Linked DNA regions of Mus musculus: all the other regions are linked to region 2. Evidence: chromatin loops called from intact Hi-C (ENCODE). Cell type or tissue: left cerebral cortex. All regions are shown on one strand.

Region 1 (8,000 bases), 210 kb before region 2:
TTTTCAGTTAGTTGTTTACTAAGATAAGAAAGGACAGTCTTAGCCAGATACAGTTTACCATAAGAAAAGTTAAGGAATCCCACGAAAGCAGGTTTTTTCTTTAGCCCTAGATTCCAGGCAGAACTATTGAGCATAGATAATTTTTCCCCCCTCAGGCCAGCTTTTTCTTTTTTTAAATTTTGTTAATAAAAGGGAGGAAATGTAGTCTCCCCTCCCCCAGCCTGAAACCTGCTTGCTCAGGGGTGGAGCTTCCTGCTCATTCGTTCTGCCACGCCCACTGCTGGAACCTGCGGAGCCACACACGTGCACCTTTCTACTGGACCAGAGATTATTCGGCGGGAATCGGGTCCCCTCCCCTTTCCTTCATAACTAGTGTCGCAACAATAAAATTTGAGCCTTGATCAGAGTAACTGTCTTGGCTACATTCTTTTCTCTCGCCACCTAGCCCCTCTTCTCTTCCAGGTTTCCAAAATGCCTTTCCAGGCTAGAACCCAGGTTGTGGTCTGCTGGCCGGACACAACAAGTTTTATCTTGCTCCAAGCTCCACGTGGGTTTTATTTGCTTCACAACTATTGACATTCTTTTGGGAGGTCGTGGAAGTCCCTGAACCCCATCCATGCAGCCCTCTTCCTACTGCAGGATCAGCTAGGTGGACTTGCTGGGGGCCAGAGCATGTTTTCCTAATAAGGCTTTGCTTCTTTTCTTGTGTATTTGCGTGTTCATATGTGGGTGCACATGTGTGTGGAGGCCTGAGGTTGACGTCAGGAGTATTCTCTGGCTGCTATTCCACCTTATTCTTTTGGGTCGGTATCTGTCAGTCAAATCCAGAGCTTGCTCTGGGTATCCCATCTCTGTCTTCTGAGACTGGAATTACAGGTGAGACCTCAGATACACCTGGGACTTATGTGGGAGTTTTAGGCTCAGTCCTCTTGCTTGCAGAGCAAGGCATTTAATACTGAACCACTTCCTAAGCCCCTCCACACCTTATAGGATTTTGACATGAAACTGTGCATGGCTCTGGGTTTGACCCCAGCACTGGTGTGTGTGTGTGTGTGTGTGTGTGTGTGCATAAGCATGTGCACGTGCATGTGTGTGTGCATCTGTGTGTGTGTGCTTACATATGTGTGTGTGTGCGTGCATATGTGTGTGTGCATGTGTGTGCATGTGTTAAATGGCTGTCACTAATCGACCTTTACTTCTCAGGACAAACACTACAATCCCAGGCTCTTCCAGCAGCCTATGCCAGGCAATGCAACTTTCTCAGATTCAAATTCGACCCTTTACAATGCACATTTAAGACTTTGTCCACAGTTCTTTAAAAATGAAATTATCTTGGGGCTGGAGAGATGGCTCAGTGGTTAAAAGCACTGGCTGCTCTTACAGGGGACCCTGGTTTGGTAGCCAGCACTTGTATGGTGGTTCACAACCACCTGTAACTCCAGTTCCAAGGGATATGGCACCACCCTCTGACACACAGTGTAGAGACACACATGCCAGCAAAAACCCCTCATATACATAAAATAAAAATAAATAATGGAATTGTCTTATTTTATATGTCACACTTCAGTCAAGTGTTAAGGCCCCCTCTTTCAAGAAGGCTGCCCACATTATTTCTGCCAACTGTCTGATGTGTTCACTCAGGCTGTGCTTTCTCTGTGAGGGTGTCCTCCCTTGGATTTGGGGGAAGAGTGCACACCCTGAAACTTGGGGGAGACACACCGTCTTTGCAGCTTGATTCACATTTTCTTACACAGCTGGAGATGGGTGCCAAGTGTCAAGTCTGACACAGGCTTAGACTAAAGTTTATTTGGGCACCCAAGGCTTGGCACTACATAAATGGAGGATGTGTCTGGTGGTCTGCTGGCTTGTCCTGAATCACAGGTATTTTTTTTCTGGATGATGAGATGATACAGTCTCTGTAAATACAGGGAGAACAGACCTTGCCTGGGTGGAGTAGCCCACACTTGTATTTCCAGCACTGGGGGAGCAAGCTCATGGCTAGACAGGGCTGCAAGATGAATTACATACCGCTCTGGCTCCAGTACAAGCTCCTGGCCCCCTTAAAACAAAACAAACCAATACTAACAACAAAAAGCCCACATAAGGGTCTGAACACAAGAAATGGCTTGTAGTAGGTAAATGAAACATAGTGAACTGCCTCTCCCCAGTGCCCACGAGCTCTATGAGCCAAAGAACAGGAGAGCATTTATTAACTCAGACCAGGGAACCAGGAGCAGGCATTTTTTTTTTTTTGGGTGGGGGGAGGGTATCTAAGGGATCATGCAAGGTTGAAGGACCAGAGCGACTTTTGAATCTCTGGCCGGGAGAATCTGGTTGTACTTAGACTTTGGGATGCAGACATAACCGAAAAGGGTACACAATAAAAATGTATTGGTGAGAGTCTGGAGAGATGGCTCAGTAGGTAAAAGGATGTACTTTTCTCATAAAGGACCTAAGGTCAGTCCCCAGCACCCATATCAGGTGGCTTATGGCCACCTGTAACTCCAGCTTTAGAGGGTTCAAGACTCTCTTCTGGCCCCCATGGCCACCTACACTAACAAGTACTCCCCTACCATACTCAGAATGAAACATAATGAAATTAATGTTTAAAATAATATTGGTGGACGAGTTTGGGTGTGAGCATTAGGATGCTAACAGGGGTCAGCATGGGTTGTATCTCACCAATGCAGTCCTAGAAACCAGGCAGGAAGGCACAGGCTGCCTTGCCTCCCTTCTGCCATGCCTTGGCCCAGCACCCATATTCTGCCTGCTCACCGTGGTTATCAGCTTTTCTCGATCCTCTGCCTTCCCCACGTGGCACACGATGCCAGTCACACTCAGGCCCTCTCCCTGTAGTGTGGCCACTGCACGGTCCACATTCTGCTGTTTGCGGCTGCTGACGACCACGTGGGCCCCATCTTCAGCCAGGCGCCGGGCGATGGCAAAGCCGATCCTACGAGGGTAAAAGGTGACACACTGTCAAGGCCTCTACCGCAGAGAAGAGGGCGAGAGCATGCGTGGGCTCTGCTTTCAGGCTTTCAGCACTGGACCCTCGCTCTCCCTGTATTCGAGCTTCACGCATTTCTACTAGGTAGAGTAGGCTTTTAATGGTGCGGACAGAAGGATAAGCTCAGATGATTTTATTATGATCTTGTCTTTTACCCCAGTTCCCGGGACTGACATCACCTGCCACAGCCTTCATGACCGATTATTGTACCTATGTCCAGTTGGGAAAGAGGGGAGAGAAATAGATGAGTGTTCAGTTGCCATGGACTTAGGGGCCTTGCTGGAAGAAGCCCATATCCCCAAATACCTCTTACCACACTACAACCTCACAATTCTATCTTTTGATATATTTGGGGGGGGCCTTCACCAAAAAAAGCATGGCTCAAAATGTAAATATCAATTACATATTTTATAATAGCCAGATGTTAGCTTTTCATAGACATCTGCATTACAGATTTTCAAGGAGTTTTTTAATTTAGTAAGGTCCTGTGGGGATTAAAAAACTGGATAGTTGAGAGTGGTGGGTGAGACAGGCTGGGCACGGAGGCCCAAATATACAGACTGAAGTAAAGATCTGGGCACGGGATCCAGGTAAGGGGTCCCTAGGGAGCAAGAACAGCAAGCAGAGCTTTGAAGCCGTGACTGGTTGTTTTGGTCTTCCCAGACTCTAGGTGGAGCTGTCGATTGGGGCAGCCCAGAAGCACCGGGACCTGGGTCCTTCTGGCAGCGCCGAGCTCTCACAAAGCCGAAGGCAACAGTGATACAAGGGCTAGCCTGTGGCAGGGCCAGGTCGGGGATTCGGAGCGATTTCAGGTCCACCATGTGGGTTTCCTTTTTCTCCCTCGGGGTGGCCTTTGGCCGCATCTGAGGCTCGAGGACAACAGTCCAGGAGTTAAAGAGTACTTGTTTCTGGATGAAGACTCTGGCTCTGGTACTCACCCGTCGGTGGAGGCTGTGACCAGGGCCACCTTATTGGAGAGAGGGTTTCGACGAGTCAACCCGGAACTGGCCATCCTCACCGACATCCACGCTTGAGTCCAACCACCTAACAGCCGTCCCGCTTTCTGCATAGTTCAGGCCAGGGGGTTGGGTTGAACTCTGCTAGGGGAGGGGACTGTTCAAAGGGCGGGAGGCTGGTCTAGCTGGGAGAGCTCTGACTTCCCAGACTGCCTGCCCCTCTTCTAGGACCGGCTCTGCGACGGCCCGGGACTAGGCGGGAGCCGCGGCGGTTGCGAGCGCTCCCTGCTGGCGCCCCGCGCCCCTTTGCCTGATTTGGGACTCCCGCAAATTCTCAGTCCAAGTTTCCTTCAAGACCCCCACACCTCTTCTACCAGAACCCCCAGCTTTTCCTGTGCCCCAGCTGCTCCTCCCACTTCTGCTGGTCCACCTTTTTTTGGGATGGGGTCTTAGGAGAGTCGTTGGAGAGGAAGCTTTGCAATTTTATTTATTTTTGTTTTGCTTCCTTAAACTCCAAATAATTCTTCCTTTATAAAAAGCCTGGGTTTGTATGCAGGACTGCACAGACAACTCATTTGGTAAAATGGTTGTTGAGCAAGCATGCTGGCCTGAGTTTGGATCTTCAGCATTAACATAAAAAGCAGGGCTTGTCACCTAACAGCTGTATTCCTAGCTTTAGATACACAGACAAGATGATTGTTGAGGCTTTTGGTCATCTGGTCTTGCCAATCCATGAGCTCCGGGCTCAGTGAAAAACCCCGTCTCAAGAAAAAGATAAGATAGGGAGTGGTAGAAAACAGTCCACGTTGACCTCTCGTATAGGCACATGTGTGCATACCCTACTCCCCCAGCCCCAGAAACACACCATGATGAGCGTAGTAAAAATGCCTTTAGACATGTAAAAAATAGCTTATTCAGGAACCCCACTACACCCATGGCTGTACTGATAACCAGAACATCACTCACTCAGGATAACCAGACACAGTCCTAGCACCCCACGATGCCCATTGGACAGTATCAAAGCAGAGACCAAGGGCAATGCTCTGCTCTGCACAGTTGGAGAGAAGCTACCCAGATCTGCCCTGTGTCTGGAGAGTCTTGCCAAGGATCCTGACCCTCGAATCAGAGACCACTAATAGAGGCTAGACCCAACCTTCAGTTAAGATATGTTACACAGCTGAGAAGCCCTGGGGAGACAGGCTTAGGACCTTAGTTAGGAATTTAGAGAGTGAACCTTGTGTGATGACCCTCTGCGTAAGAAAATAACACACACACACACACACCACACATCACATACAAGAAGGGCAAATGAATGAATGTTTTGAGACTGTCTGTGGAGGTGACACTTGTGCTCCTCACAGTGTCCATGTAGTGAGGGATGAGGAGGCCAGGTGACAAATGTGATAAGTTGTGACAGCTGGCCTAGGCCTGACACTATCTTTCCCTATGGCACAAAGTCTATTGCCAGTGGTTCTCAACCTGTGAGTCACAACCCCTTTGGGTTTGCCTAAGACTATTGGAAATATCAAATTTTTTCATTATGATTCATAACAGTAGCAAAAATTAGTTATGAAGTAGCAATGAAAATAATTTTATGACTGGGGGCCACAACATGAGGAACTGAATTAAAGGGTTGCAGCATTAGCCAGGTTGAGAGCCACTGAGGACTTCATCTTCAGACAGGCAGGAAATGACCACTGTGATACCCAGGGTGAAAAGATGGAGGTCCTGGGTCTATCTGATGCCAAAGGGTCGCCCAGCCACTTCCACAGACAGGGTGGAGATATGGAGACCGGGGAGCGCTATGATTTTCCATGCCCACCCATCTATTCTAGCTCAATAACTAACTGTTATGTGTGAGAGTGCTTGATTAACTGTAAACGACTAAGTATGGAGTGATTATTTTCACCAAACAGTAGTTATTATTACTGCCATAGGCCAGACTCTTCCTTTATGAACCGAGGATGTACAGTAGATGATAAATAAAATTCTCACCAGCTATAGATTCTGAGCCCAAGACTTTCATCTCTGCATCTCTGCCAAGTGGGTTGACCTGATCTCTCTCCCAGGGTCCTGGGAGAATTAGTGAACTTTGATGGCTTAAGAATGCACCACAGAGAGGCATCAACAGAAGCAGTGCCAGTGACTAAACTGGGTCCACCCCTGGAGCTCCCATATACCAGGAAGAAAAGCCGTGTTGGCCCCTGGGCAACCTTCCAGACTCTGAGGCAACATAAGGGACATAAAGACAATAAAGGGAGTTTCTAATATTAACTCAGCAGGTAGTAGTAGTTTGCTCTGCAATTTGTGCTTGCTTAGGTTTTCCTGTCCTTCCTTCCTTCCTTCCTTCCTTCCTTCCTTCCTTCCTTCCTTCCTTCCTTCCTTCCTCCCTCCCTCCCTCCCTCCCTCCCTCCCTCCCTCCCTCCCTCTCTCTCTCTCTCTCTCTCTCTCTCTCTCTCTCTTTCTGGTGTTAGTCTTTTCCTTTAGAAAAGATGATAAAGTGGATGCATTTCTTTATTTTGAGACAGGATTTCTCTGTGTAGCCCTGGCTGTGCTGGAACTATTTTTTTTTTTTTTTTTTTTTTTTGTAGACCAGGCTGACTTTGAGTTCAGAGATTCACCTACCTCTGCCTCCTGAGTGCTGGGGCTAAAGGTGTGCGCCCCCACACCCAGCCCAGATGGGTGGTTTTTGGAGAATGTTGCTTATTGTGAAATCATCAGCTTGTCAACCTTAGGCAGTGTGCTCAGTAGTGAGTCTATGAAACAGAGGTCTGGGCTTTGATGTTTAATAGGATTTGCATTTACTAGAGAATCATTTCATAGCTTAGCGTGGTGGTGCATGCTTTTAATCCCAGCACCCAGGAGGCAGAGGCAGGCAGATCTCTGTGAGTTTGAGGCCAGCCTGATCTACAGATAGAGTGCCAGGACAGCCTGGGCTATACAGAGAAACCCTGTCTCAAACAACAACAGCAAACAACAATAACAAAAACAAACATTTCAAATACATATAAATCAGCTAAGAAGACAAAGCAGAAAGCAGGAGTCCAGTATACAAAGTGTGCTGAGGACTGGATATGGATAGCCAGTGATGTAACAAGCAAGAACTAGGCCTATGGGGGGTGGGGTGGGGTAGGGGGCGGGGCTTCCTCAAGCTGAGAAGTTGTAAGTTGTGTTACTCAGTGCATACTGATAAGACAGCTTGCCTCATGTCTGAGGAAATGCCCCCTAGTCTGAGCCTCATGAATTATTGAGAAGAGGCTGGCAAGTGCCACACTCTTCCTCTCTCACTGTCTGGAGCTAATGCACCCTGGGAATCTTTCCCAGACCGTCACCTGTGTGTGCAGCTGGAACCCAGGGATTTAAGGTGGACTGCTCTCAAAGCCTGGCTTAGTGGAACAGGCCTTAAATGCATATCTAAATGGATGGTGAGTGGGTGAGGGACACAAAGATTCAGGGAAAAGATAGTCATGAAACTAGTGTAGTGTCCCTTTCATATGGGCAAGGTTGAAAATTGGCCTTTAGTGTTATTTCTTTTGGAAGAGCACAGGGGATGTTAGGGAGGGGATTTGTGAAGAGAAAAAAAGGGCAGAAGGAAGCCAAGAAGTGTGGGGTCTCAAACTTCCTCTCTTCATTAAGGATGTTGTTGAAGGTGGGGTAGAGCATCTTTTGGGGGATACATGCTTGTGCAGCAGTAGCTCTCTAGAGTGGGAGCTAGAACGTGAAGTTGCGAGATGTGATACCTCTGCGTATCCTGAGGACACATTTGACACTGAGCCATGCTTCCATCTTCAGGGCATGACTATGCTTCAGAAGAGCTTGGATTTTCTTGCAGTTGGGATCCTTGGATGGTCACTGACTCATGCCTGATCAAGAGCAGTCAGGACTGGGTAACGTGGAAGGGCTGATGTGTGGTTGGGACAACCCCCAATACACATATACTGTCGTACATATATATAAATACACTGTCCTATATATATACACATATACTGTCCTATGTATATACCTATACACTGTCCCACATATATACATATATACTG
Region 2 (8,000 bases):
AAAGGTCTTGTGGCCATGGCCCTGACCCTGGCCATGACTGTGGCTGAGGCCATGGCCATGGAAACAGAATGCTCTCCCCGAGCTTCAAAACAGTTGAGAAACCTCTTTTGCCTAGTTTTAGCTCCAGTTAGACCACTGTGATCCCCAAATGTCCAGCAGAAAGAAGTCTTCACAGTCACCTGTCTGTCCTGGAAAATTTGGGCACACACATCCCCGCCCCTCCAAGATCTAGAAAAATTTTCCAGAGGAAAAAATGATAAAATAGGCAATCCACCAGGTATAGCTAACACAGCAGCCACATTGCAGAAAACAAAACAAAAACAAAAACAAAACAAAAACAAGCAATAAGCCAGTGGCTGAGGAAGAACCCTTGAAGATATTACCGAGTGCTGGAATGTGTGCAGAGTCCAGGATCCAAGCTTTAAACACCCTCAGAGGGCAGGAGGATAGAACCCCAGTGTGTGTGGTGACTGCAGAAACACTTGTAAAGCCACTGGGGACTGTAACTGCAAGGAGTGAGATAGCACGCAGCTCTCGGCCAGCCAGGGTGATGTGCGTTTGAGCTTAGTTTGCTGTTTGGCTTGCTTCAATTTCACACTGAAGGGCTAAAGTGGACCGGTAGAAGGCCAAATTGAACATAGAAAGATTCCCTTGTCTAGAGTGAGAACAGAAGCAAACACAAGCAAGTGTGGAGCCAGATTTGGGAACCGAAGGCATATCATCGCACTGCCAGGGTGGGGTGTGTGCCAAGGCCATTTCTTGGAACGCACAGAAGTGAGACTTTGGGGAAGCCACAGAAGCAGTTTAAGTATCTATTGGGACTTGGAGGTGTGGCTCAGTGAAGAAACACTTGCCTGGCATGAATATGGCTTTGGGTTAAACCTCAGCAAATAGCCTCTCTCCAAGTAGCCACTGGGAAAAGCAGATAAAGGTTCCAAGAGGTTGGACAGCCAAGGAAAGAGTCATAAGGAAGGGTGACAGCTGATGGTGTGAGCAGGGTGGTTGGTGACAACGACAGAGGGGTCCTGGGACTAGGCTATATAAAGCATCTTATGTGGGAAGATTCCTGAGGCCTGAGACCCTTTGAAGGTCCTACATTTCCCCAGCATTAGTGATCCATGGTAGGAACCTGGTTAGGTCCATCGCCCCAAGAGGAAGGCCATCACGTCATCATGGTAACAAGACTTACAGCAGGAGAGCTAAAACCTCCAGACCATGTTGACCTGGCGGCCAGAGTCTGGAAAACACTGAGTGGTATCTCCAGAGAGCCCAGGAGGAGGCTGTGGTACTCTCTGTCCCATTCCTGTGTCCTTGCTATTTCCGAGGACACTGAGCCCAGGCAGGTACAGATAGTGGCTGAGGATGGATTCCCTGAGGGCATTCCCTTCTGATCAGCTTCATTTCTAGGTGGAATGTCTGGAAGGGAAAAAGCTGAGTGAATTGCCTGGTGTCACTGCTTTTCTGAGGACAGGCTGCTGCTGTTCAGTCAAGGCATCTCTTACTAGAATCTCAGGACACTCAGATGTTATTGACAAATATGAAGAAAGGAGCTCCTGGAGATGGAGACCCTAGGAAAGAGAGGGATTGGACCCTTGAAACAGGCACGGCGTCTGCAGGGAAAGCAGCTGCTCGGATTTGCACACAGGAAGCCAAGTTGGGAGGCTCACAGGTTTATTGTCAAATGAAAAATATCGTGGATTCAGGCTCAGTAGTTCTCAGTAGCAGCTCTCACGCATCAGCTGCCATTCCCTACACTAATTGCCTCTGTCTTCTTTTCCTCACAGTGTGAAGGACACAGCCCAGGACCTTGTATGAGCCAGGCAACTGCTCTACCACTGACTCTCTACCCAACCCCTGGGGCCAATGATATTGATACCTTAACAGGCCTGGCCTTCATTCAGCCTCCTAGCCAATCACAATCTGGGCCCAAGGGTTATGCTATAGCTCCACCCAGAGCTACATCCTCCACGGCCTGTTACTACCACAGTGTTCTCCCTGATGATGGAGCTGACTTCTAGACAGCTCTGGACTGAAGTTCTCTACCATCTTGAACTCTGCATGGAAGACTAGAACTGAGGTCTCCACCAAGCCCTAACGCACCCTGACCGGTAACTCTGATGCTCTGGACAGAGTCCCACATCTCTTCCATCCCTAAATCTTATGCTTTAGGCCCCCAGGAGGATGCACTGTATGGAGGGATAGAGTGGGGCCCCTCGTACCTTACAGATTTTAATTCCATCCGACACAAAGTTAGGCTTAGTGAGAAGCATGTCTGGTCAGCAAGTACAGTCAGGGATCCCAGATTCCTGTATTAGACTGACTTCCCCCTCCATACCTGCAGACCCCTGTAAAGGAATTTGCTAGAGTGTCTCCAACCTGGACAGCTCAGAGGCTCAGGCCTAGAAAGAACTGTAGAAGGAGCATGGGCGATGCCAGGAAGACGTGCGGCTTTGCAGGCAGATGGCCTGCTCAGTCCCAAGGCTGGGCTTTCACTGCACTGCTCCAGTAGAGATTAGCTCTGCCTCTGCTGCAGGGAAATGAGAGGCTGTCAGTCTCAGGGTGGGAGGCAGGCCTTAGCCGGGAGAAGCACTGGTCTGGGAGCAGCTGATAGCTGTCAGAGCTCTATACTAATGAGCCCTGGCAACAGGTACCTCACCTGGATGTGCCATGGAGCCAGCTCTCCAAAGGACTCATAGGCCAACTTGTGTTTGTATTCTAGGCCTCTGACAGCTAAGGAGAATGTTAAGTTTAAATCTCAAACACCAGAGGCTGACATTTGAACAAATGGTCCTCAACTTGTGGCCATGGAGCCTTTCGTTCTGACCTGTGGAAGCAAGTCGGCGAGGGTGAGCCTTTGACTGTTATGCTGTCCTGACCCTGGCCTGCCCTTTCTCTCTACTGATCTACACCTATGAATAAGCTACCGATACACACCACCTGAACCTTAGCCAAGCCCTTCCTGCCACGGTGCCCTCCCTATCATGATGAGCAGACATCCTTTTGAAACCACCAACCGAAATAAACCTTCTTCCCTCAGGTGCCAGTGACGTTGGCCATAGAACAAAGAAAAATAGCTAATGCAGAAAAAAAGAGAAAGATTGAATTAAAGAATGAAAAGAAGAAAGGGGAGAAGGAAGGGAGGGGGGAGAGAGAGAGAGAGAGAGAGCATATTCACTTGTGGGAGAAGAGGGGCCCTTGCTGGACCTCCAAGCTATGGAGAACAAATGTGCTGGCTCCTGGCCACAAACTCAGATGTTTCTCCCCAAACCCCCTGGGAGTCACAGAGGAGCACAATCCAAACAGAAGCAGCAGGAAGACTGCGTTTAAAGATAATCCAGTTTGCAATCCCACCAGCAATGGAGGAGTGTTCCTCTTTCTCCACATTCTTGCCAGAATCTGTTGTCACCTGAATTTTGATCCTAGCCATTCTGACTGGTGTGAGGTGGAATCTCAGGGTTGTTGTGATTTGCATTTCCCTGATGATTAAGGATGTTGAACATTTTTTCAGGTGCTTCTCAGCCCTTCGGTATTCCTCAGTTGAGAATTCTTTGTTTAGCTCTGTACCCCATGGTTAATGGGGTTATTTGAATTTCTGGAGTTCAGCTTCTTGAACTCTTTGTATATATTGAATATTAGTCCCCTATCAGATTTAGAATTGGTAAAAATTATTTCCCAATCTGTTGGTGGCCTTTTTATCTTATTGACAGCATCTTTTGCCCTACAGAAGCTTTGCAATTTTATGAGGTCCCATTTGTTGACTCTTGATCTTACAGCACAGGCCATTGCTGGTTTGCCAGTGCCTGGCAAATACAGAAGTGGATGCTCACAGTCATCTATAGGATGGAACACAAGGCCCCCAATATAGGAGCTAGAGAAAGTACCCAAGAGCTGAAGGGGTCTGCAACCCTACAGGTGGAACAACAATATGAACTAATAAGTACCCCCAGAGCTCGTGTCTCTAGCTGCAGATGTCTGTAGCAGAAGATGGCCTAGTTTGCCATCAGTGGAAAGAGAGGCCCATTGGTCTTGCAAACTTTATATGCCTCAGTACAGGGGAACGCCAGGGCCAAGAAGTAGGAGTGAGTGGGTAAGGGAGCAGGGTGGGGGGAGGGTATAGGGATAGCATTTGAAATGGAAATGAAGAAAATATCTAATAAAAAATATGGGGAAAAAAAGAAAAGAAAATAGAAAGATAATCCAGCAAGACAAAGGCTACTTGCTGGCTCTTAGCCCAAACAGAACTGAGCCGAGGAGACCCACAGAAGATCCCTGCATGAACTGGCTGCCCTCAGACACTTCATTTCTCTGGGCCTCGATGTCCTCTTCTGCTACAGAGTTCCCAAGTCTTGTTCCACAGTAGCTCTGGCTTCCAGGAACACTGGTGGTCTATAGTGCCCCCTGCTGTGAGGTTTTGAAAAATCTTTCATCTGTGTTACGGTGGCTCTTTGTGGGGCTTGATATCTTAAAGCCACTCACTCTATCCTTCAGGCTAATGAAAGCAGTTTGTAGTTTTGATTATCTTCAGTCTGAAAAACAAACAAACAACAAACAAAAACCCAAACAAACAAACAAACAAAAAACCCAAAGCAAGCAAAACCCCTAAACCAGGAGATTGGAGCTAGAAAGAGCTGTTCACTGAGAAGAACTCATGCCAAGGTACATTGCCTGCAAGCAGAGACTGGATTCAGCACTTGCTCATTCCTAGACTACATGGCTGGAAGCTCATGTGTTGATAAAAGCAATCAACCCAGGATCCTAGTTTGTTTTCTGATGCTGTGATAAACACCATGAGTGACAGCAGCGTGGGTAGGATCAGGTTTATTTGGCTTCCGTGTCTATATCACAGTCCATCATGGACGAAGTCAGGGCAGGAACCCAAGCAGTACATGAAGGAACACTGCTTACTGGCTTGCTCTCCATGGCTTGTTCAGCTTGCGTTCCAGGACCACAAGCCCAAACCATGTTGAGCTGAGCTCTCCCACGTGAAATATTAAATCAGGAAACTGCCCCTACAGTCATGTCCACAGACTACTTCAACCCAAGCAATTCCCCAGCTGAGGTTCTCTCCTGGAGGACTCTGGTTTGAGTCAAGTTAACAAAAAACAAACAGCAACCAGCGTGTGTGTGTGTGTGTGTGTGTGTGTGTGTGTGTGTGTGTGTGTGTGTAGATGGGTTTTATTATCACTTGATCAGTATTTCTTTCCACCGTACCCTAGCATCCGCTCCATGAGCCTCCCCTGACCCACAAGGAACACAGATACCAGCAGTGACGATGAGCATTGGAAAGAACCTTTTGTGAAGATACACAGGTGTAATAAGTGGGTGATGAGCTTAACCAACCCCAGAAGCTTCCAGAAAATTAGCTCTTAAGAGAAAAGATGGGGCTGAGAGTAAGAAGGTGAAGGAAAAACAAGGATGAGGTGGTGCTAGGGCCTCCTGGGAGAGGTCAGTTCTTTGGAGAAGCTACCTCAGAGGGTCCTGATGCTGTCTCCTCTGCTGAAGCTCCAAGTCTCCACAGCCAGCCACATGATGGCTAATTAGCAGCTGGATTTCCAGAGCACATGACCTGGGGGCATACAACCATCTGTGTGAAGCCTAAAAAGTGGTCCACCACCCAGGAAGGCCAATCTCCCAGGAGAGAGATCCACTTACAGTAACATGGATTCTGAACCTCACCCAAGCAAACTAGGCTGTCCACGGGATCAAGAAGAGCACAGGTGGGGCGCAGCCTCACCAGGGACTGAGGGTGGCCTCACTTGAGATAGCATCACATGAGCCTGTCCCTTACAGTTGCCACTGCTTCACTACTCTCAAGATAGGACACATCACAGATGATAGGGGGCCCCCACCCCTAGTGGCCAGATTCCCTCCAAATGTTCTGTCCTTGTGTTGATCACACCCTTCGAGGAAATGTGGACATGTGGCTCAGGAAGTGATAAGAAGATGGGGAGATAGTTCAGCAGATAAAGAGTCTTGCTGTCCAATAATGCAAGCCTGATGACCCGAGTTCAAGCCCCAGGACTCACATAGATAGGTAGAAGGATACAGTTGCCCTCTGACATACTCAAGCCTGCCAAAGTACTTCCCCTATATCACTCCTCTCCCTCCCCCTTCCCTCCTCCCCCTCTCCCTCCTCTCCCTCCTCCCCATCTCCCTCCTCTCCCTCCTCCTCCCCTCCTCCCCCTCCTCTCCCTCCTCCCCATCTCCCTCCCCTCCTCCATCTCTTCTCCCCTCCCCTCCCCTCCTTCTCCTCCTCCTCCTCCTCCTCCTCCTCCTCCTCCTCCTCCTCCTCCTCCTCCTTCTTCTTCTCTTCTTCTTTTCTTCTTCACCACCACCACCTCCACCGTTATTACCACCACCATCATCATCACCATCATCATTATCATCATCACCACCATGACCATCATCATCTATTAAATAAAATATGTGCCAAGAGAAACTAGCACATGGGACATACTCCTACCTCCTCTCCCTGGGACATTTCATTTCCTAGGCTCCTTCCTCAAGTGTCCCAGAGGATAGCAGAGAACAAGGTAGCTTTGGGGACCTTATTTCTCCCCTCACCCTGGCAGGCAAGGCCCCTCCCATCATGTTCAGCATCTGGACCCAGACCATGGTATGAAGGGCTGTCAGGTCATCCAGAACCTCTACTTCCTAGACACCAAAGGCCAGAGGGGCTGCAGAGAGGGGCTGGAGGTTGGCCTACTTCTCCATTTGACCCCAGAGCTGTGCAGAAGGGACTTGGTGGTCTTCCTGGCTTCCAGGAATACCCAGGACAATCTCATCTGTGCTGTTCACTACCTAGACTGGCCCAGGGTATAGCATGCTCTAGAAAAACAGATCAGAGAGCACGGGAAGGATGCTGGGGAAGCCAATGTGTCAGTGTCTGCCTTAATGAGCAGAGGTGAGAATTCACACACTATAAACATTAGCCCTTATACTGATGCCGTGGGAAAGCTGGGGACAGGGAGTGACTGATGGCCATAATGGGACTAGTGAGTGGAGGACCTTGGCTTGTTCAGAGATCATCACCTGACCAAGCACATCAGCACATGATTAAAGTCAGCCTTGTGTGCACTTTCTGCTGAGGCCCAAGATCCACTTGAACTCTCCCCATCAGACCTTCTCTCTGTAACAGGCTCACTCGATGGTCCATGTTTTGTTGCTTCCAGCTGCTCACCATGTGACCATCCTAAGCCAGACACCAAGCAGCAGCAAAGTCAATTCTGAAGGCGGGGTTGGTGATTCCTCTTCCCTCCCATCATCCTTCAGAGGTCTGCTGGACATGGTGTTCACCTATGCAGGACAGATGAGCTCTCAGGCTACTGCATGTGCATCTTTGGGTAGTCTAAGCTCAAAAGCAAGCAGATTTGCCTGTTGGAGACCCAGTGGGAGGCTTAAAGTGAATACAAAGCTGTTCTGTGTGTATGCTTTTTAAATTAAACTTTACTTTCCCAGAAACAAACAAAACAATATAGTGGCCAGGTTTTACTACTTTTTAAATTTTAAATAATTATTTGATAACGTTTAACAGGCTTCAAAATCTTATATTTTATATAATTCACATCATATGAATTACTCTGATTTGTATGTTCCACATATCCTTGAAAAATAATTTTTTGAAATGAAATGCAACCAATTTTTCATATTTAAATCTATGTTGCAAAAATAGACTTAATTTTATAATTAATTATATTTTTCTATACTGTGCATTTTTCAACATAACATTTTAACTGATTCTCTTGGAATTTCACATCACGCGCCCGATCACACTCCCTTCCCAGTCCTTCTGGGTCTGCCCCCTGCCTTGACTCTTATTTTAAAGAACAAAAACAAAACAAAACAAAAAAAGTGAAAATAAAAATTAGAATTAAAAAAAAAGAAAACAAGTCCAAGGGTGGGGGAGGGTATAGGGGACTTTGGGATAGCATTTGAAATGTAAATGAAGAAAATATCTAATAAAAGAAAATTTAAAAAAAAAAAGAAAAGAAAAGAAGTCC
Region 3 (8,000 bases), 220 kb before region 2:
GTTTTTCCACTCAGGAGTCTGTGGGAGCTGGAAGGTGGGCCTGCCTCCTGCATTCCATACCCGTGGGCATTCTGTACTTCAGCAGGATGTGCTGAGGTAAAGCCCCACTTTGGATTCTTAAGATGGGGGCAGCCCACCCTGCTTGGACGTTGGTGGGACATGAAGTGCATTGTGGGGGAGAGTAAGTTGTGGTGACATCGGGGGCTGAGATCTGAGCCTGCTTTGTGCCTGTCTAAGCACCAGCCTCTGCTGTAAAGTGCGGAGCTAGATGAAACAGCCCAGGGCCTCATATGCTCTGATGTGCCATGGCTCTAGTGAAGAAGGTACAACTGCCCACGGAGGAGCCTGGCCTCACGTCTTAAGCCCAGCATTGTCCAGCACCAGCTCTTCGAGGCTCCCCGACTTGCTGAGGGTATGTAGCACCTGTTCTAGCACTTCTGAGCCCTGGGGACAGAGGGGTCCTGCAATCAAGAGCCAAGAAGGACACTACTCTGCCCGCCTCCCCAGCCGTCATCCTTACCAGTCTCAAGTCTTTGCAGTAGAGTTTGGTGAACCACTGGTTGTAGGCCAGGGCGGCCACCATGAGGGCCAGATCTCTGGGGATATCCGATAGGACAAGAAAAGATGAACCGGTGGCCAGGGCAAGAATGAAGAGTCTAAGGATGGGATGGCTGGGCTGGGGAAAGCTAGATGGGTGGGTGGAGGTGAGCTAGGTGGTAGGAGTTCAGGGGCAGAGCAAGGGCTGTGTGTAGGACCAGAGGAGGAACCCTGAGAGGGACAAGCCATGTCTGGGGATTTGGGGGTTAAGTTTCTGCCCATCTGCTTACCGGCTCTCCAAGTGGCTGAAATCCAAAAGATTGAACTCTCGGTTATCCTCAGCATGGTAGATGGTGTCCACATCCTTGGAGAGGTGGAAGTGGCTCACATTTGCCTCAACCCCCTCCCCGACCCCCTCCCCGAGGACCCCACCTATCCCTGCCAAGTCCCTGCCCAACGCACCCATTGCACCTCCTCTCGGCAGTGGAGTCCATTGTAGTCACACAGGGCAGCGTAGGTCTCAGAGAAGCCACCTGTAGGGCAGGAGATGGGTGGCTGCCATGTTGGTGAGGGGGATGGGAAATCGTCTTGGGCTTCAAGGTACAGTCAAGGTCATTGCATGTGCTAATGTCTGAGCATCCTTCCATGCCATAAACCTCTCATGGTCCAGGAGGCTGACGTCCTCAGGACGGGCAAAGGCCCCTCAGGCAAAATCCATGCCCAGAGGGTTCTGGATATGGGGCAAGATGCTCCAAGACCCATGCTTTCATGTCTGCCCCTGCTTACCACACACACTGTGAGTGGTAGATGTGGAAGTTTCCGAGTTGGGAGATGTGTCTCGGGGTCCCTCTGGGGTGTCCGCATTTCCACGCCGGATCAAACACCTGGAATATGAATAAGTCGTCCCAGAGAAAGGTGGAAAGAGACTCTCAGTGCTTCCTGCATCACGGTGTTTGAGTCTCCAGGGAAGAGCAGAGAGAGCAAGCATTCTCGTTCCAGGAGACCAGATCAACAGGAAGGAGAAATCTACCTTTAGTCTAATCCTTTGGGAGACCCCTTGTCTGCCACTCACCCAGGGCCAGGGCAGACCTTGGAGAGGGCAGAGCTCACATGCCGTGTCACCTGGTCCACACTCTCGGCGGATGGCAGCCGCATGCTCACCGTGCCACGCTCAGTCTCCACCAGGATCTGAGGGGAAGGGATCAGTAGAGCCTCAGACGGCCGTTCCTTCTTCCAGGCGGCCCAGCGGTGGTGGCCTGGGACCCGGTACTCACCTGATTCTGACTGAGTGTGTTGAAGGCACGGATCTCCAGGACATTGAATGAGCTTTCCACCTGGTGGGGAGGGGTGGGGAGGATGCTCAGCTCCTGGTAAGGGCCTGTTACTAGACTTGAAGGGAGTATGCCAGGCAAGCCCTCTCCACCCCCGGAGCCTGACTTACCTTAGCTGGAACTTTAAGGGGAAAAAGGTGGAGACGCCAGGAAGTCAGGGCCTGCAGAGCAGAACATGAACAGCTTAGTGTAGCCTCTTGGGACATAGGGCCTTTGTTGTCTTTTAGCTCCTCAGCTTGGTCCCAAGATACCTTACCCCCTGCATTTCTCCTGCTCACCTTCAGACCCTGAACACTAACCCAGCCTGGTTCTGCCCTCTCCCTTAGGTTTTGTCTCCTCAGCACCACCCCAGCTGATTCTCTTGCCCACCTCCCTTGCCTGTCTCCTCTCCTCCCCCGGGACCGATGCTCTCACCAGCACTCTGTCTTCGAACTTCTTGGGTTTTGTCTCCAGTTTCACACGATGTTGCTGGAGCACAGCCCCCTGGCTCAGGCACCTCCGGATGCTGTCTGCAGATGGGTAGGACCTGCTCAGAACTTTCTCTTACCCCTACCACCCTGACTCCGCTCTCCAGAGAGAGAGACAGATGAGAGGAGAGAAACAGAGACACGTACGTACTAGACAGGGAGGTATGTATGGAGCAGAGATGGTCCTTTTTTTGGTGACTTTGTTATGGGAGGAAAGTAGGGAGAAAACTCTGGCTCCTGGTGTCCCTGAGTCAGGGGACAGTTGCTGAGTGGCACTGTCTGTGGGAACACGTGTCTTACACTTCTGAAGGTGTGAAGGATTTTCCCACCCACCCGTGCACTATAGTAACCATCAACACATATGCAGTGAGTCTCTCTCTCTCTCTCTCTCTCTCTCTCTCTCTCTCTCTCTCTCCCTCCCTCTCCCCCCTCTCTGTAGGGGTTTGGGAGTCCAGGATAGGAATGTTCCTTGACTGTACCCTAGGTGCTCTGGGGTATGAGAATCTGTTTTTTATTATGGCTGCATGCCTGTCTTCTGATGATGGCAGGGAACCGAGTATGGCATTTGTGGGGATAGGAAAGTGTGAATGAGTGCTGGCTTGCATATGAAAGGGGACCGGTGCCAGACAGTTCTTGTGAGGAGGGTGGGGTGAGAGAAGGGTTTAATGTTCCAGTGAGCCCATATCCGTTTTCTGACAGACCCATCCAAGTATTATGTGTGTGTGGTGTGTGTGTGTGTGTGTGTGTGTGTGTGTGTGTGTGTGTGTGTGGTGTGGTGTGGTGTGCATAGATGTGTGCAGTTTCTGTAAGGTGTGTGTACAAACATCTCGTGACTGTGCATGTGTAGGTGTCAGAGATCTCCAGAGTGCAATAGAGCTCTGAGTATCCTTGAGCGTCCTGCTTTCTGCATGGGCTAGCCTGTGCTCCTACCTTTGAGGATCAGGGTTGTGGCAGGGCTGGAGGGTCTGGGGGGGGGTGTAATTAGAGGAAAAACATCTGGGAATCACTGGTCCAGAGAGCTCTTGAGATGTGTGTGGATGGTGGGTGAGGAGAAGGGGGCAGGCTGGGACGGGGGCTGTTGGAAATGAGCCGCAGAAACCTAGCTTTTGGTTTTAGCTTCAGTCGGGGCCTCTGCCTGGACTCCCCTCCTATGCCCCACTGGCCTAGGCGCTAGGGGCCTCTCTAGGGCCAGTTCCGGGGCGGGGCCGGGAGGAGGGAGGGTGTTGAGATAAGCAGCAGTCAGGACCAGGGGCAGCTCCCAACGCCTGGCCCCGCCCGGCGAGGGTGGGAGAAAGCTGGGACTCTCCGGAGGGAAGACTGGATGCTTTGCAGAGGGGTGGGTCAAGAACGCTGAGAATCAGCCCCCAAGAGCGCCAGGGAACTGCTCCTGTCACCAAAGAGCGGGACGGGCGGCTCCGGGACAGGAAGGTTCTGATAGGGTGAGGCGAGTGGGGCAGAGAAGGATGCTCCACGGAAAGCAAAGCTGGGTCTAGAGATTCAGAGGAAGGGACTGCCTAAGAGCGAGGGATGCGTGAGGGGGCGGGAGGCGCCGGGCTGGGGTGTACCGCAGGAAAGCACTGGGTCTCGATGCTCGCGGACCCGGTGTCCGGAGATGAAGGCAACCTCGTACCTTGCAGCTCGCGGGTGAGCTCCACGCTGGCCTTGGCCATGGCGGCCGCCGCTGCTGCTGCCGCCGCCGCCGCTGCTGCTGCAGAGGAGCCGCCGCCGCCGCCGCCTCCCGAGAGGCGCCGCACATGCTAGTCCCGGCTCCGGCAGGGCCCGGCGCTGAGCGCTGCAGTAGCGGCGGAGCCCGCTCCCGTCAGGGGCGGCTGCGCGAGCGCTCCTCCCCCCCGGCTACTGAGCTCTGGGTCTCCCGCCCCTCCCGGAGAGTTGGCCAATGGAGCATGCGCGCTGAGCTTCCGAGCCGCGTGAGACCCCGCGCGCGCTCGCGACGACCCCTCCCGCGGACTACCTCGTGAGAAGCCCGGAGCGCGGCGCCTGGTGTCCGAGCTATCTCAGGGGCGGGGTGCAGCGTTTCTACTGGCGTGCCACCCACGCCTCGGCCACCCGAAGCAGAATTCTTCAATTTCTTTGTTTATGTGCTTCGGTACCCCTCCCCGGGTCATTCTTGTATGGCCCCGCCCTCCCACTCCTTCCAGCTCAGGAACGGTCCAGCTCGTCCTTGCTGACCCTGGAGGGAACTCTGAATCAAGGACGATGCTGCAAAAAGACCTGTCCGAACGTGCGGGAGGGAGTTAGTTCTTCTTCTTCTTCTTCTTTTTTTTTTTTTTTTTTTTTTTTTTTTTGCTCGCTAGTCTAGTCTCGGGGATCCCCGTGGCGTCCTTGGCACCGTCCCTGGGGGTGTGAGGCTAAGAGTAGCACCTGGGAGTTCCCGAGCTACCTCCCCCAACAGCTGGCAAGCAGCTCCGTGGCAGGCAGACGTAACCACCCTTGAGCGGCAAGCTCAGGCCTTGGAGATAGGGAGGAGGGCTAGGGAGAATTCAGAGATCCAGCACTGCTTAGACTTCTCAGATACACTAAGCACCTCACATTGAGAAATAAACACGCACTGATTCAGAGCAACGCGATCATCTTCATTTTATTTGTACCTTATACGTAAATTGTTAATTTCTATCTCTGTTCAGGTCTGTCCCTTCTATCTCTCCTCAAAGTGTCCAGAGGCGAGGATGAGAGGGATTTGATCTTCACTAAAGTAGCCACAGTCTTCTCAGCAAGCCCTTTTCCCACTACCTATCCCCCAGCTTCCCGCCCCCTCCCCAAAGCCGTTTTCAAGGCCATAGCAACAGCAAGGATGCTCATCTGACCACACTTCGACCACAGGGAAAGCAGGAACTTATCACTGGGCAGAACTGATTTTGTGAGGTGAACAAGATGTTAGGTGGTGGCAACGAAGGGCGACAGAGGCAAGGTGGACTGAGCCCGCCCCACACACCTGCCCTGGTAGGCTGTTTCTGGGTCCTCAGAGGCGAGAAGGGGTTCCTCCCCCCACTACTACGGTCTCTCCATTGATGTAACTGGCGTCTTCAGAGCATAAGAAGGAAACTATGCCAGCACAATCCTCTGGCTTGCCTAGCCTGGGAAACAGGAGACAAGGAGAAAGCAATTGTCAAATAGGTTAGCTAGCCTCTCTCATCTGGTTCACAGGACATGAAATTTGCTTAAGAATTATCAGGTGGGAGCTGGTGAGAAGGCTCAGCAGTTAGGAGCATTGGCCAGCTGCTTTCCAAAGGACCCAGGTTTAAGTTTCAGGACACACACACACACACACACACACACACACACACACACACACACACACACACACACACACGGCAGTTCACAACGGTCCAAAACTCCAATTCCAGGGGTGTGTGATGCCTTCTTCTGCCCTACAGGGACAGGAGCACCAGGATCATGTGTGGCACACAGACACGCATGTAGGCAAAACACCCATATGTATTTTAAAAATTGAAAAAAAAATTAGGTGATTTTTCTCAGAACCAGTGTACAACCTTTTTTTTTTTTGCCTATTAAATAGGGTGATTATGATTAGGTGCTTATAATTTATAGATGCATAAATACTGTATCTTGCAAAACCATGTTATATTTAAATATAGAAACACTGTTTTTAGATACCAGAATGCAAAGTCAGGCCGATAAAATGGTGAACAATTATTTGATGTTTCAAAAGAAATGATTTCAACATGTAAATATGCTATTTGAGTGTCAGAGAGTCGGTGCTGATAGGAAACGGCATGACCGAGGCGTTTCATTTGTACGGGTTCAGTGTAAAGATCCTCTTCAGCAATCTATTTTTTGTCCTCTTATCAACACATTTGTTTTATAAGGATGTGCTAAATCACACAGTTTGTACCGTGGTTCTGTATGTTCTAGGGGTGTCAGCGTGAGGGACAGAAAGGCCTAGTGTTTCTCCAACCTCTCTGCACAGTGTAGTCACCCGGAAGGGTTAATAAAAAGAAAAGGTAAAAGATGTATAAATTCTACCATGGGTCAGTTAAAGAGGAGACCCTGGAAGGGTGCAGTAAGCAGGCGCACTACTGAAAGCTCCTCTAGATGCTTCAAACGTGCAGCCGGGATTCAGATGCTTAGGATTAGATGACTCACTGGGGTCCTAGGATGGCAATACTGTTAACCGAGCCTAAAGCTCATGCCTAGCCTCAGCTTGACTTTGGGAGGACTTGAGGAAGTCTGGAGTGTTTGGACTAGTGAAGAGGTAGGCACTGCCAGCGTTTGCCCTTGAGGGGTCAAGCTAGAGCAGCCGGAAGGCAGAGAGAGGCAGTGGACCTAGAACAATGGAGACCTAGCAAAACTGTCTGCGAGCTTCAGCCAGCCCACTGGGGAAGAGAGCAAGTCGCACAGGCACAGTCTGGCCTCAGGACAGCTTCGCAGTGATTTTATTTGGGTTGTGGGATTGTCAGGCTGAGCTTGGGAAACACCACGATCTCCTGGGTTCTGGTCTCCACAGGTGCCAGAGAGGCAGACAGTGGACAAGGGCTCTGCTTTGGGCCAGCTCTGATGCCTTTGGTTTTTGTACTGGAAGCAGTGTCCTTGGTCAGGTGATAGGAGTGATAGGGTCTATGAATCTGTGACATCTACAAGGCTCATGCTGTGTTATCTGTGGGACTGAGAGTCAGGGGAGAGCTTTCTGTCTATCCACACTAACCCTGACCTGCTTACCTTCTGATTTGCATGGCTTCTTTTATGAAGTCCTCTCTTGCTTTCTCCTCCCACAACTGCGGGAAGAAGGGAAATCTTTTCATGTGCAGGAAGAGGGAAAGCACGGAAAGAGAATGGAGGAACACTACAGCCTGTTAGGGAAGGGTTCAAATTCCCAACTCTTGTTGCTTCTCCACTCTCTTCCCTCTCCACTGCCAGTCTCTTCTTCACCCTTTCAAGTCTTATACAGGTATCTTGTTAGGTCTCCTTAGTTCTCATCCACTTTAGGAGACAGGATACAATATGGGTACAGCCTGAATTTCTGACTCTGCTTCACTTGGTAGAGCCCAGTAGGAAAGGGGTATGTGGGAGTCTGACCTAGGGGAGGTGTCTGGTAAGGACAAGGGTATGAGGAAGCATAGGCGGCAGGGATGGAGTTGGGGGGTGGGTTTAGTAGTTGGGTCTGGGCTTCCCCATCCTTTCAAGGGATCTTGGGGTACAATGTTTTTCCTTCTCACCACACTGCTGAATCGAGTCTTGATGAGTCCAGGTGCTAAGCAGTTCACTCGAATGTTCTTCGGGGCCAACTCCGCTGCAAAGTTCTTAGTAAGACCCAGCAAAGCTGTTTTGCTAACATTGTAAGGACCCAGAGACTAGGGAAAGAAGAGAGTTGAGTCTGTTTATTAGTTTGCAGGGTCACTTTTGGAAAGATTCTTAGTCTACAACAAGGGTGGGCGCTGAAAAACAGCACCGCCTGTTAGGGAAGGTCACAGTCAGAGATCGCCTTGTGGTTTGTGTAGGTTAGGGTTCATGGAAGCAAGGTGTCTCTTTTGTGGGAGAGGACTTGGTAGGATGATGGTAAAATACATCTTTGGGCAGTTGGAGGGGTGGATGGCGTAGGATGGAAGGAGCGACAGGTACTCACAGGGAACCGAGTGAAGCCTGCTACAGAACCCACAATCACCACTGAGCCGCCTCTGCAAAGGAA

What was found. Hi-C counts contacts between places; a loop is a spot of excess contacts. Peaks named below come from ENCODE experiments on the same cell type or tissue, not always from the same donor. Only the 100,000 strongest peaks of a DNase experiment are listed, where the experiment ranks them.
Region 1: a loop joins it to region 2, with 2.3 times the contacts of the local background. A loop is called at or near these places in 2 of 42 quality-filtered maps.
Region 3: it touches region 2 in a loop (2.7-fold over the local background); 2 of 42 quality-filtered maps call a loop at or near these places.

Annotation. Positions count from the first base shown.
Region 1 is chr14:55,474,979-55,482,978 of GRCm38, reverse strand. It overlaps Dhrs4 (dehydrogenase/reductase (SDR family) member 4), which reads right to left and starts at 4,221. Exons shown (of 8, transcript NM_001037938.2): 1 at 3,946-4,221; 2 at 2,776-2,953. The coding sequence starts at 4,076. In left cerebral cortex, CTCF peaks have their summits at 3,674 and 4,261 (motif pointing left); DNase peaks (open chromatin) are centred at 3,720 and 4,145; H3K4me3 peaks cover 953 bases; H3K27ac peaks cover 582 bases.
Region 2 is chr14:55,267,740-55,275,739 of GRCm38, reverse strand. No RefSeq gene overlaps it. Among named protein-coding and RNA genes, the nearest start is that of Dhrs2, 50 kb to the right of the region's middle. In left cerebral cortex, a CTCF peak has its summit at 4,398 (motif pointing left); DNase peaks (open chromatin) are centred at 742 and 4,399.
Region 3 is chr14:55,487,249-55,495,248 of GRCm38, reverse strand. It overlaps Dhrs4 (dehydrogenase/reductase (SDR family) member 4), which reads right to left. Exons shown (of 8, transcript NM_001037938.2): 5 at 7,938-7,989; 6 at 7,531-7,665; 7 at 7,034-7,089; 8 at 4,909-5,430. The coding sequence ends at 5,316. Carmil3 (capping protein regulator and myosin 1 linker 3) reads right to left here and starts at 4,180. Exons shown (of 40, transcript NM_001374104.1): 1 at 3,966-4,180; 2 at 2,283-2,377; 3 at 1,979-2,029; 4 at 1,812-1,871; 5 at 1,610-1,725; 6 at 1,324-1,421; 7 at 1,000-1,070; 8 at 828-901; 9 at 521-596; 10 at 356-444. The coding sequence starts at 4,005. In left cerebral cortex, no CTCF peak of the experiment used is centred here; DNase peaks (open chromatin) are centred at 3,658, 3,835, 4,208, 4,717 and 2 more places; H3K4me3 peaks cover 1,747 bases; H3K27ac peaks cover 1,683 bases.